Linked DNA regions of Homo sapiens: region 1 is linked to region 2. Evidence: chromatin contacts called from ENCODE Hi-C or POLR2A ChIA-PET data. All regions are on one chromosome and are shown on one strand. The core of a region is the stretch at or near the end of the contact, and the rest is flanking DNA. Distances in the headings are between cores, read along the strand shown.

Region 1 (6,259 bases), core at 3,015-5,514, 69 kb after region 2:
GATGATGCCACCGCACTCCAGCCTGGGCAACAGAGTGAGGCTTCATCTCAAAAAATAAAATAAAATAAAATAAAATATATAGTTGCGCTTCAGTTTACAATGGGGTTGTGTCCCGCTAAACCCACTGTAAGTTGACAATATCCTAAGTCGAAAACGCATTTAATACACCTAACCTAGCAAATGTCACATCCTAGCTTACCTTAAACATGCTCAGAACGCTCACATTAGCCTACAGTTGGCCAATATCATCTAACACAAAACCTGTTTTATAATCCAGTGTTGAATATCTAATGTAATTTACTGAATACTATACTGCAAGTGAAAAACAGAATGATTGTACGGGCACTCAAAGTACGGCTTCTACTGAATACAGATGGCTTTTGCACCATCATCGAGTCAAAAAATTGTAAGTTGAACCATCGTACATTGGGGATCATCTGTAATAATAATAATGGGTTAGAAGGGAATAAGAAAGGACTATGGGCAAAACACCACATTCCAAGCACAGGGTGAAAGGATTGGGGTGCAGCCAGCTTGTGGCAGGAGGGGGATGCAAGGTCAGAAGGCAGATTCCTCCGTAGAGTGGTTAATGTTGGTCTCATTGAGAAGGTGCGATTTGAGCAAAGGGCTGAAAGAGGTGAAGGTTTTGACCAAGCAGATACCTAGGGGAAGAGCATTCTCGGCAGACAGAACCATGGTATGTCAGGGAAACAGCAAGGAGACCATTGCGACTAAAGAAAATAAAGCTAGGTGGGAGAGTCACCGGAGAGGAGGATGGAGTGAGTGAGTTTAACTTTCTACTTTCTGATCACGAGGGTGTTTTTCAAACTTTTTGTAAAGCTCAGAGTGAAGATAATTTACCCTTTAAAGAGATTTATGTATTGACATGCAAATATAGACACAACATAATTAAGTAAAAGTAGGTAACAAAACAGTATATACATATAGGATTCTTTTAAACTTTAAAAAAGAGAGAGAGAGAGACCCTGTCATGGTTCTCACTTTCTCCTTTGTACACTTAATTTTTTTTTTTTTTCTCCTGAGACAGAGTCTTGCTCTGTCGCCAGGCTGAAGTACAGTGGCACTATCTCGGCTCACTGCAACCTCCACCTCCTGGGTTCAAGTGATTCTCCTGCCTCAGCCTCCAGAGTAGCTGGGACTACAGGTGTGTGCCACCACACCCAGCTAATTTTTGTAATTTTAGTAAAAACGGGGTTTCACCATGTTGGCCAGGATGGTCTTGATCTCTTGACCTCGTGATCCACCCGACTCAGCCTCCCAAAGTGCTGGAATTACAGGTGCGAGCCACCTCACCTAGCTCCCATACTTGAAAAATTTGAGAGGAATGCTGGGTGTGGAGGCACTTGCCTATTGTCCCAGCTACTCAGGAAGTTGAGGTAAGGAGATTGTTTGAGACCAGAAATGTGAGACCAGACCGGGCAACTTAGTGAGACCCCATGGGGGAGAAAATAAAAAAAGAAACAATTTGGGGGAAAGAATCTATCTTTTAAATATCAACTTTGGGCTGGGCCTAATGGCTTTCCTTGAGCCCAGGAAGTTGAGGCTGCAGTAAGCCATGATTGTGCCACTGCACTACAGCCTGGGCAAATGAGTGAGATACCTTGAAAGTAAATAAATGGAAAATTTAAAAATAAAGGGGAAATTTAACACAGTGATATTTTCAGCAAAAGGCAGAGAAGACTCCTCACTAGGACACCCAGCTTGTGAGGCGACTGACTTCGAGTTTGTACTTGGCTGTCATGCACCCGGGATGCACCAGGCACAAGTCACAGCCACACTGTTTTTGGAGGTGTCACCAGTCAACGAGGTGAAGTACAGTGAGGCCCCAGTTCCTGCACTATGGACTAGTGAACAGTCAAAGTGTGTGTGCATTTTTAGGGATTGACAAATGAAAATAGCAGAACTGTGCCAAACGAAACGATTTAATCTGTTCATATAGGGTAGGGGTGGAGCAACAGCAGAGAACACTTCAGGGTTTCTCACCTAGGGTGCTCTGTGATGACTCAGGGACTGGCCTGGCTCCTTTGGGTCATTCATCAAAGCCATTTTGAAGCAAGGACTGCTTAGTAGGAGCTGAGCTTTCCACCAGAAAGACAACTTAGGAAATAGCTCCTGGCTGTGAGAACCTAAGAGGTATGCATGGTTCTGGATGGGAATCTCAAAGATGATGGCGGTCATCAAATGGAACTGAAGCAGGTAGAGAAAGTGGTTTCAAAAGGATCTAAAGATGACGGAAAACATTTCAACAGTTAAACCACTTAGATAACTAATAGGAAGAATTCACTGGGAAGAAAAATCCCCACGGGAAGCTCCAGAGAATGGGCTATATTGCTGACCAGGAAGGGAGATATAGGAAGCCTATAAAGTTGGCTTAAACCTCATGTTGATTAAACCTCATGGTGTTCACAGACTTGAGCTGCAAGTGAGAAAATCCAATGGGAAAACATTCCAGATTGCTATAAAGCAATTCAAGGGAATGGCACTGGCTTGTAGGAAATGTATTGGGAATGAGATAGAGAAATCCACATTCAACAAGAAACAGGAATCATTAAACATGCATTAACTCAAATTATATACTTATTGACTGCACTGAGTGCTTATTCACTATCACCACCAACAGGGGCATTATGCTCCTTGCTGAATGGCCACAAACTGCCTGTGTTCAATAAGCCCACAATCTGCCACAGCCTCCGGAGTACCTGGGACTACAGGCGCACATCACCACACTAATTTTTTTTTTATTTTTATTTTTGAGATGGAGTCTTGCTCTGTCGCCCAGGGTGGAGTGCAGTGGCACGATCTCAGCTCACTGCAGCCTCTGCCTCCCGGGTTCCAGCGATTCTCCTGCCTCAGCCTCCTGAGTAGACTAGCTGGGATTACAGGTGTGCGCCACCACATCCAGCTAATTTTTGTATTTTTAGTAGAGATGGGGTTTCACCATGTTGGCCAGGCTGGTCTCAAATTCCTGACCTCAGGTGATCCACCTGCCTCAGCCTCCCAAAGTGCTGGGATTACAGGCGTGAGCCACTGCGCCTGGCCCACCACGCTAATTTTAAAAATGTTTTGCAAAGACAGGGTTTCGCCATGTTGCCTAGGCTGGTCTCAAACTCCTAGCCTCAAGCAATCCTCCCGCCTCAGCCTCCCAAAGTGCTGGGATTACAGGCGTAAGCCATGGAGCCCAGTCTTAAATTTCCCCTTTAGCACAATCCAGACACTCAATCTTTTCTTTCTTTTTTTTTTTTAATTCAAAATACCATTGTACAGCTTATCCTTCTGAAATGATCTATTCCCTTTGTCTTGCTATTCTAACTATGTAAATTTTCCTGCCAGATTTAATTCACACCTATGAAAGAGGGCAACACAACAGACATTACCACTATCAGAAAACCACTCAAGTAGGGCCATCAGTATCACCTTCAAATGTCATCACACCGTTATTAGTATTGCTGTTATCTATGAAACAAAATCTAAATTATTACCAGCTCTGCCTTCCACAACTAGTGCCTCCCCATTCCTCTCACGTGACAGGACGCCCTGAAATCCCCGCTAGGCAACAATGCTAAATGAAACTGGCAGTCTTCCCTTCTCATGTGGCATCAGGCTTTTTCTGTCTTGAGTAAGGGCTGTCTTTACCATGCATGATTCCCAACAGCACTGCTCTTGATCCCTGAGTGGAGACCCACACCCTGTGGGGCTTCCCTACCAGCTCCAACCCCTTTCACCATCCCCTGCTCAGCCTTCAAGGCCTGAGGTAGGAGGGAAAAGCCAGGATGAAGTGCCAGTCAAAAGGATCACCCTTCCCCTACTCCATTCTCCCCTCTCCTGTCACCCATTTCTGACTGGCCGTCAATCCTATCAGGGGTCCATAAAGCTAGGAGGACTCTGGCCCGGGAGAGGGGGGTAGGGGTTAGGCAAACAGGCCAGGGAGGCCGTTGGTTGAAATTTAACCACAATATTCTCGGTCTCTATTGTTTTGAGTGAGGCCCAATATTTCCACAGCAGGATTATAGGATCTGATTAACCATGTTAGACAACAATGCCGAGCTGGGATGGGCTTCCCCTTCCAGCTGCCAATATGAAAAAGTAAATACAACACATTTCAGAAGGGACTCCCAGCAGCCCCTGAACCCTACTCCCCAATTCTAACTCTGCTACTGTTTTGGGCCCCAGAGTAAGGGCAGAGAGGAAGAGTGTGGCACTGCATGCTCCTTTAACTACTGGCCCTTGGCCCAGCAGGACAAGTAATCCTAGCACAATCTTCCCAGGTGAGTCAATGGCTGTGTGCTCCCCACACCCTGGAGCTCTTCCAGTGCTTCTTCCGGGTTCCCCTGGTAGGCTGGCCCAGATTCTTGAGAACCCATAAGAGTTGGGTGCTGAGTGGGTGGAAGGATAGCAAAATCTGTTGGGCTCCAAATAGAGAAACTGAGTGGGGTGGGACTTAATAGCTCAGAAGAGTGATGAAGCCTTTGCTAGAATACTTGGGTGCTACCTAATGACTTCCTATGTGCTAGGATAGAGAACTGAGAGCCCAGAGCTGAGAGGATACATAAAAGGCCACCACAAAAAAAGTCTCAGAAGATGGGATGAAAGATCAAGAAAGATGGACTTCTAGATGTTCAAATAGAGAAGGATTCCCTATGGTCCCTCTTCCTCACATAAGACAAGCTACCTCATACCCTCCATGCACTGGATGTTCCGCTCATGGTGAGATCTTCTGAGGCCTTGGCCAAGAACACAAGGAAAAAACATAGAGCAATGAGCTGCCCTGGACAAGAGCACCCTGTAGCAGCTTCCAGGGCATCAATGCAGCTGGGAACCCCCCTCCTATAAAGTATGGGCTTCCTTCTCTTCCTGCATTCCCCTCTGTATCTAAGGGCCTAGTGTAATCCATTACAATTTTGCTAGCCCATACATTTATGGATATTAGTAACAGAGACGAGGAACCAAGGTTCTTGAGCTCTGAGTTTGGTGGCTTCCTTGCAGTATGTCACTTATTCCTTTCTAACAGTTTTTTCTTCAAGAAAAATTAGAAGACAGAAACTACTTCACAGTAGAGCTTAGAAAAACATATCCTGATTGTATCAAAACCTAGTTGACATAAAATTATATTTGTTAATGGTATAATATCCCTGAAGTGATATTTTCTGAGTTAGGGTTAAAACTGACCCTGTTCTCAAAGAGTATAACCTAATGAAAGGATGAAAACAGAAAAGTGCACAGGAAGTGTGTCTATTAACACAGTCTACATTAACAGCATAAGCAGAACAGACAAAGTGAGCTTACCATATCATGAGGAAGGGCTATTAAGAGAATTTAGGCTTACTCTATACTCTCTGGAGCGAATCTGTGTAGTTTTGTAAGTAGGAGAAAATGAGAGACAGAATAAACAGAGAGAGGAAAATGCTCCTAGTGACAATGTAAGGAACGAAACCAGGAGGAGCAGCACAGCCTTTTCCATTCCCCACTCCTCCCGCCAGCTTTGTACAGAGTACACAAGGGGCCCCTGCTTATCTCCCAACAAACGTGGGCTAAGGAGGAGGTAAGGGCTTGGGAAAATGGGAGGTCTAAGTGAAAAGGAAGGAAAGAAAAGGGAGTCCAAATGTACCGCTGGATAAAAACGAGCAGCAGTAGGGCTGAGTATCAAGAGATGTGAGCATCTCTCCTTCCCCCAGTGCTCACTGTGGGTGCGCTACACCAGGCCTGTGGAAGGATTTTGGTCTCAACAGGCTAGACTCTTTCCAGTTCAGAGCATAGAAGCACAGATCTCACTCTTCGCCACCTTACACCATAGGAATTCGCTTCTCAGGAATCAGGGAAAGATGGAGACTAGAAGCTTTCTTCCTGCCTTCTCAATAACTTTACTATCCCTTGGAAATCCTCCTTGATCTGGGAGACTGGCTGCCTGGTGACAAGAGAAGAGAATGACCCTAGTGATATCTTTTAGGACCCAGCCTGAGCTCTGCTTTTAAGGGTTGCTGGGGAAGCCCCCACTGAGGCATGAGAAAAGGAGGTGCTACCCAGCTAGAGTGGAAAGGGATGAGGCTTTCTCTCCAAGCAGGGAGCATGCCTGTCCTAGCTAACTATGGGGGACCAGCCGGCAAGGCCAAGTAGGCCTTGCAATCTAGGTGGCGCTATTTCTCTACTTTTTAGGTCAAGTTCCTGCAGGAACTTCCTCGAGGTCCCAAGTCCTGCTCCTGGTTTGCTGGCTTGCTCGTGTAAACCACCTTATATTATTTTT
Region 2 (5,982 bases), core at 1,154-3,653:
GCAGCCCCTGGGATCTCCCCTGTGTTCTCACACCCCTCTTTCCTTCAGCCTATGCTCTTGGTCTCTTTCTCATCCTTCTCCATTTCTCTTCTGCTGTTTCTCAGCTGCTGCACTCCAACCGCTCAATCCCTTTTCCACTTCCCCCACTACCTGGTCCCTCCCCCACCCAGGGTGCTGACAGGGACGACAGGAAGCAGGCTCCAGCTTTGAGCAGGAGGGGGAGGGGGCCTGCCTCGTACAGCAGCTGCTGAGTGCCCCCCTCCCCATGCAGCCCCGCACCTGCAGGCCTGCCCGGCACTGGGAGACCCCGCCCTGTGGCAGCGGAGCAGCGGAGGAGGGACCTGGATGAGAGGCCAGATCCCTGGTAATGGCCAGCAACTGCAGTCTTAGGATGGATAGTGGGTGGGGGACTGGGGAAATTAGGCCCTGGGGTGAAGGGGCAGTAATTCTCAGTCACCAGGAAAGATCCCCGCCCACTGGGTGGCTGCCTCCTTCTCACCACCCTCCCCTCAAGGCTGTGTGTGTGTGTGTGTGTGTGTGTGTGTGTGTGTTTGGGAGGGGGTCATTCCAAGCAGAGATCTCTTTGTTGTGCAAACCCAGGATGTGGAATCCTGGCCCCTGACATGGTTGGGGAGGGAAGGGGAAGCCCTCAAAGACACAGGGAAGGTGCACCAGGACCATGCCAGGCCCCTGACAGGCAAATCTTTCAGTGCCAGGCAGAGTAAAGGGCTGGCCCAGGACAGAGCCTGGTCAGGGGGGCCAGGAGAGGGCTGCACACACCCTAGCCCAGGACCCAAGGACCTTCCCCTGCCCCTGGGGCTGCTCCACGAAGAGCCCTGCTGTAGTCCACCCTCTCCCTAAACCTGCCTGGGATCTGTCCAACGCCATCTCGCCCCTCCCCCTTCTCTCTCTGTGCCACGGACTCGGGCTCAGCAGATCCTTTGGGGCCTCTGGGTAGTTGGGTGACATAGGGGCACTAGAGCGGGTGGTGGTGGAGGGGACAATCCAGCACCTCTAGGAACATGCAGTTTGGAGGGACTTCTGACCCTGGTTCCCATCTCCCGGGGCTGCCTCTGCCTGAGCTGAGGGCCACCTACCTACCCCACCCCAGCTGATGGAAGCGAGGATGTGGGATTCTGAGGTTTGAGGAAGGTGGTGAACCGCTGTGCCTGGGGGCTTGTCCTTTTCAGTCAGTCTGACTGTCTCAGACGTTTTTAGACTGAAAGAGGGACCAAGGGAGTGTCAGGGAGTGACATCTCAGGATGTCAGCAGCACCACAGAGATCCGAGGAGTGGATTTGAGGCTCCATGGTGGCCCTCAGCTTCCCCCGCCCAGATTTTCCACACCTCAGCCTTGGCTCCAACTCCGTGAGGGCCTGCATCTTCCCCAGCATGACCAGGAGCCCAGGAACCGGGACAGGAGGCTGGGGAGGGCCTAGCCCCTGCGGGAGGCCAGACCAACCGTTCACTGAGCAAATGGGAAAACCAAGAGGCCGGGAAATGACTTGCCCAAGGCCATAGAAGTCGCGGGGACAGAGGCGGACTAGAATCCGGGTTTCCACCTCCAGAAGGGTTTCTGTTCTGGGCCACGGCCCCCTTCGCCACCCGCTGGAGCCGGCTCAGCCCGTATTACGACGCAGAATGGAGCCTGGCAGCCCAGAAGCTGCGGGCAGGGCAAGGCAGGGCGGGTGGGGCCGGATGGGAGCCGGATCTCCCCTGGAGCGGCGCACAGCCTCTCCCACCCGTACGGTTGAGATGGCGGTGGCGGTGGCGGCGGCAGGTGCCTGCGTGGCGATCAGGCCGGCCCCCGGGCTGGTGCTGAGAGGCCGCCCCTGCCTCACGCGAGCCGAACGAACAAAACGCTCAGGTCCGGTTTGTGCGAGGGGCTCGTCGCGGGGCGGGAGCGGAGGGCCCGGGGCCTGGCGGTCGCCCTCGGTGATCTCCTGGTCCTGGTCTTCCGCGAGCTCAGTGCTGCACAGCGCCCCGCTAGCCTCCGCCCTCACCTGAACGCATCTGCGGCTGACACGTCGGCGGCCGCGGCGGCCACCGCAGGTGCGCACCTGGCCCGCCCCTCCTTTCCCAGCCACCCTCCGCCCGGCTTTCCTGGCCCCTCCGCCCGGCCCAGCCTAGCTTGGCTTCGTCCCCAGCCCACGCCTTGGAGCTTGTCCCGGAGCCCGGGCTCCGTGTGCTCTTATACTGCCTGTTCAGTCCCCGCCCCCAGACACACACACTCACACCTGTCCAGGCGCCCGTTTGCTCGGGGCAAATATTGACTCATGGAGGCGGAGCGCTCCCCCCTCCCCCGCCCGGGCTCTGAGACCGGAGCTTCTCCGAGGCCTTGGTGGCGGGGGCGGAGGGGAGGGTGCTGGGGACCCTGGGCGCCTCTGGAACAACACCAGATGTCACTTTTCCACCCACCTGCCTCTGGGAGGGAGGAGCCGAGAAGCAGAGGACAGAAGCTCCCGGGCGGGGGTTAGGAGGAACCGAGAGGTGGGTATCCATCCTCGTCTGAGGACTGATTCACAGTGGGAGTCGCTTAGCAGGGTCTGTGGCCCGAAATCCAGTGGTGACCTCGACCCGCCCCAGCCTAGTTCCTGGCCCTCCGCGGCGTGCCTCAGTTCTTCCTCCCCAGCCTCTTGGGCACTCGGAGCTCGGCAAATGCTAAGGGGCTGGCCCTGGGGGTGCTAAGCCTCCGAGCAGGCGCGGCGCGGAAAGGTGAGGGGTGGCCGCCCTGCCCAGTGGACACCTGCTTCGCTGGCCAGGCCTGGCACTCAGTTACTGTGCACCAAGGTGCGCTGGGGCAAAGGCCAGCCAGGCCCCGTCCGGAGCGCCCTCCACTGGCCAGACCCGGTCCAGCGGCCGGCAGCTAGCGGCCAGGTCTCAGTCCAGCTGCAGTGTGGGCGGAGAGGTGCATCCTCCCGGGCCCTAAGTTCCCGCCGCGCCTCTGCAGTCCGCCCGGGCTGCTCCCTGCCATCCTTCCCTCTCAGAGCTCGCGCGCGCGTTCCCCCTCGTCGGGGAAATAAAGTCAAGGTAGATACAGAAAAAAGACTAGATGCTTTTACTGGCGGTGGAGAGGGGGCCAGGCGTGACCCCTAGCGGCATGTCGGAGAGGCTGGGCGCGGGCATTTACGGAAGGTCGGTAGGAAGTGGCACCACCGGGTGGAGTACCTCTGCTTGCTGCGTCGGCAGCAGCGTGTCCGGGGTCAGACTCCTGGAAGACAAAAAGTCCCAGGTAGGCGTGGGGGCGAGGCTTCGGGCAGAGCCTGGCTGCCCCCGTGGCCCCTCTCGCGCGGTCTGCGCGGCCGCTGGTCCCGGCGCCCTTACCTGGGCACGCAGAACGGCGGCAGGGCGATGACGCGTGGCCGCGAGGTGAGTACCACCTCCCCGCGGCTCGCCTCCACCAGGATGTTCTGGATCATGTTCTCCAGCAGCGCCTCCTGCAGGTTGGCGAAGGCCGGGAGCCTGCGAGGGGGCGGGGGCTAGCATGAGGGCGGCCGCAGTGCCCGCGCGCCTCCTCGCTCGCCTGTCCGTGCGGTACATTGTGCCGCGAGCTCTACGGAGATTCCCATTCGACTCCCCTCATCCACTACACTATGGGGCATTCTTGTTTCAATGTTACGGACGTTCCAAGTGTGGCTAAAAGATTCCAAGTTGCCAAATATGCTGCTGGTTTAAGGGGTGGGATTCAAACCCAGGCGATGTAGTAGGCATCTCAGGGCCAAGTTTAGAGAAAGGTAGGGAAGTGATGAGAGGGCGCAGAAGGGACTGGGTGGGGCCTAGGGAATCCCTACAATGACATAAATCATCTGTAGGGCAGCCCCGGCGGGAAGTCCCACCTGCAAGACAGGTGGTCCTTTTCTGGCTCTAGAAGCCCATTTACAAGACTTTGCAGACTATAACAATTCTCCTGGTAAGTTGGTAAATGTCAACAACTAGTTCTTAGAGAAAAAAGAATAAAGTTCAGTGTTGGTGCCGGGCGGATACTCCCACAGAGGCCTTAAGCTACCAACATGACCTCACTAAGCACTGAATTAGGATGAGATGTGCATACAGGCAGCAGCCATCCTTGGCATCCCACTGCCTCCTAGGAACCTTCTGCACTTCGCCTCCCTCCCGTCCTCACTGGGGCCTGGCTGCTCACCTTCTGATGGCCTCCTTCTCGTCCTGTTCTTGCTCCTCCTTCACCATGACATTCAGCTGCTGTTGCCACTGCCATTGCATGGACTCCTGGGACTCAGGCTGTGGTGTGGGCCCGATGCCCGCCCAGCTCACTTTCTCTTCCTTCTCATCCCTCTCCTCCTCCTTCTCCTCTATCTCCTCCTTGCCCAACTCCTCCTCTTCTGTCTCCTCTTCTTCCTCCTCTTCCTCCTCCAACTCTTCTTCTTCCTCTTCACCCTTCTCCTCCTCCCCCTCTTCCTTCTTTCCCAACCCTGGATAGTGCTCTGGTCTGTCTTCCTTCGGCTGCTTGCCCTTCCCATCCTCCCAGCTGCTGGAGGGTACAGGCAGGATTGGCATTAAGTACAGGCTGTTTTTCTGGTCCATGAACTTAGTTGACTGCTCATTCCAGAATTGGCGGAAGTACGGCACCTGCTCCACCAGGCTTTGGTCCACAGCCTCATGGAAGTTCTTGTCTTCCAGCAGGCCCCTAGGTGGCAGGGAGAAGGAGAAGGCCCTTGCTGAGGGGCCCTGAAGCCCCTGGGGAGCCCTGGCTTCAGAGCTAGGTTCTAGGTGGGAAAGGGGCTGCTAGGTGGGGAGAGGGGAGCCCTTGGTCAGTTGTTCCTCCTGTCCCTTCTTTCAAGGAAGACATCTTTGAGCCTCATGGATTTTTAGAAGCGAACATGGTATGCTGGAGGCAGGGCAGGTCAGATTCACACACATGATGGGCAGGAACCCTGGGGAGATAGTGGACTGGCTCCAGACTCATCTGCCAGCCCTGGAATGGGGCAGAACTCAGGATCCAGACCTGAGAATCCCTCCAGCCAGCTCCATCAGAGCCCCACTGTCCTGGGGTGGGGGGGCCGGGGGGGGGGACCGTGGTGGGATCTTGCAAAGAAGTTCTGTTTCTTTTTTTCTTTTCTCTCTCTCTCTATTTCTCTCTTTCTTTCTCTCTCTTTCTCTCCTCTTTTTTCTTTCTTTCTTTCTTTCTTTCTCTCTCTTTCTTTCTTTCTCTCTTTCTGTCTTTGTCTCTTTCTTTCTTTCTCTTTTCTTTTCTTTTTTTGAAAAAAAGCTCTGTCTCCCAGGCTGGAGTACAGTGGTGTGATCATGGCTCACAGCAGCCTCAACCTCTCAGTTAATTAAGCTAATTAATGGTCTCAAGCAATCCTCGCACCTCAGCCTCCAAAGTAACTGGGACTGCAGGCATGCACCACCATGTCCAGCTAATTTTTGTATTTTTTGTAGAGATGGGGTCTTGCTATGTTGCCCACGCTGGTCTCAAACTCCTGGGCTCAAGCCACCCGCCCACTGCTGCCTCCCAAAGTGTTGGAATTACAGGCAAGAACCTCCATGCCCCACCAAGTTCTATTTCTCAAGAAAGGAAGAGTGCTGGAATGTAAGGGGCTCTGGCTGAATGAGCTGGAGGGATGCGAAGGTGGCAATGAGGGCCCAGGGTGTGAGCTGGTACCTGATTATTGTGGTGAGAATGTCAACCAGGAGCTGCTTCTTCTGCTTGGAAACAGGGCCCCACTTGTTAGGGGATTTTTCCTCAGAAGTCTCTGACTCTTCCCTGGGGGCCTTCCTCTTTGGCAGCTCCCTGTGGCAGCCATGACATTCTGAGTGGCCTGGGCAAGCCACCATGCTGGGGTTGGGGGCACAAGCAGTGGTGGTAGCTGCCCAGTGATGAGGACACAGATGAGTTTGAGGCACTCCCAGCCTTAACCCAAATGTAGTGCTACTGGGTTCAGAGAACCAAGCTCAAACCCTCAGAGTTAGCACGGGAGCTAGAGAGACTCCCAGTTGGAAAAAGAAGGAACAAAGAGGGGTA

The links. A loop is a pair of places that touch in the nucleus more often than their neighbours do. ChIA-PET counts read pairs that join two places held with the same protein, here RNA polymerase II (POLR2A).
Region 1: a loop to region 2 is called in a map of breast epithelium, with 14 times the contacts of the local background. The contact joins the enhancer-like site here to the promoter of CFAP65-AS1 in region 2. A Hi-C loop is called at or near these places in 2 of 168 maps with a recorded cell type or tissue (Caco-2 and breast epithelium). POLR2A ChIA-PET finds 5 or more read pairs at or near these places in 2 of 52 experiments (Caco-2 and PC-9).

Annotation. Positions count from the first base shown.
Region 1 is chr2:219,067,432-219,073,690 of GRCh38, forward strand. It overlaps NHEJ1 (non-homologous end joining factor 1), which reads right to left. Exons shown (of 8, transcript NM_024782.3): 8 at 1,926-6,259. LOC124906120 (a long non-coding RNA gene) reads left to right here. Exons shown (of 3, transcript XR_007088092.1): 2 at 278-406; 3 at 1,686-2,591. Among named protein-coding and RNA genes, the nearest start is that of IHH, 9.6 kb to the left of the region's middle. Within about 2 kb of position 4,265, at least 3 of the 41 ENCODE cell types and tissues checked have a DNase peak (open chromatin) inside an H3K27ac peak, as active enhancers do.
Region 2 is chr2:218,999,812-219,005,793 of GRCh38, forward strand. It overlaps CFAP65-AS1 (CFAP65 antisense RNA 1), which reads left to right and starts at 2,404. Exons shown (of 3, transcript NR_046086.1): 1 at 2,404-2,489. It overlaps CFAP65 (cilia and flagella associated protein 65), which reads right to left. Exons shown (of 35, transcript NM_194302.4): 32 at 5,623-5,751; 33 at 4,141-4,644; 34 at 3,324-3,461; 35 at 3,035-3,210. The coding sequence ends at 3,126. MIR375 (microRNA 375) reads right to left here and starts at 1,897; the gene lies at 1,834-1,897. RefSeq lists enhancers at 1-733, 2,176-2,470.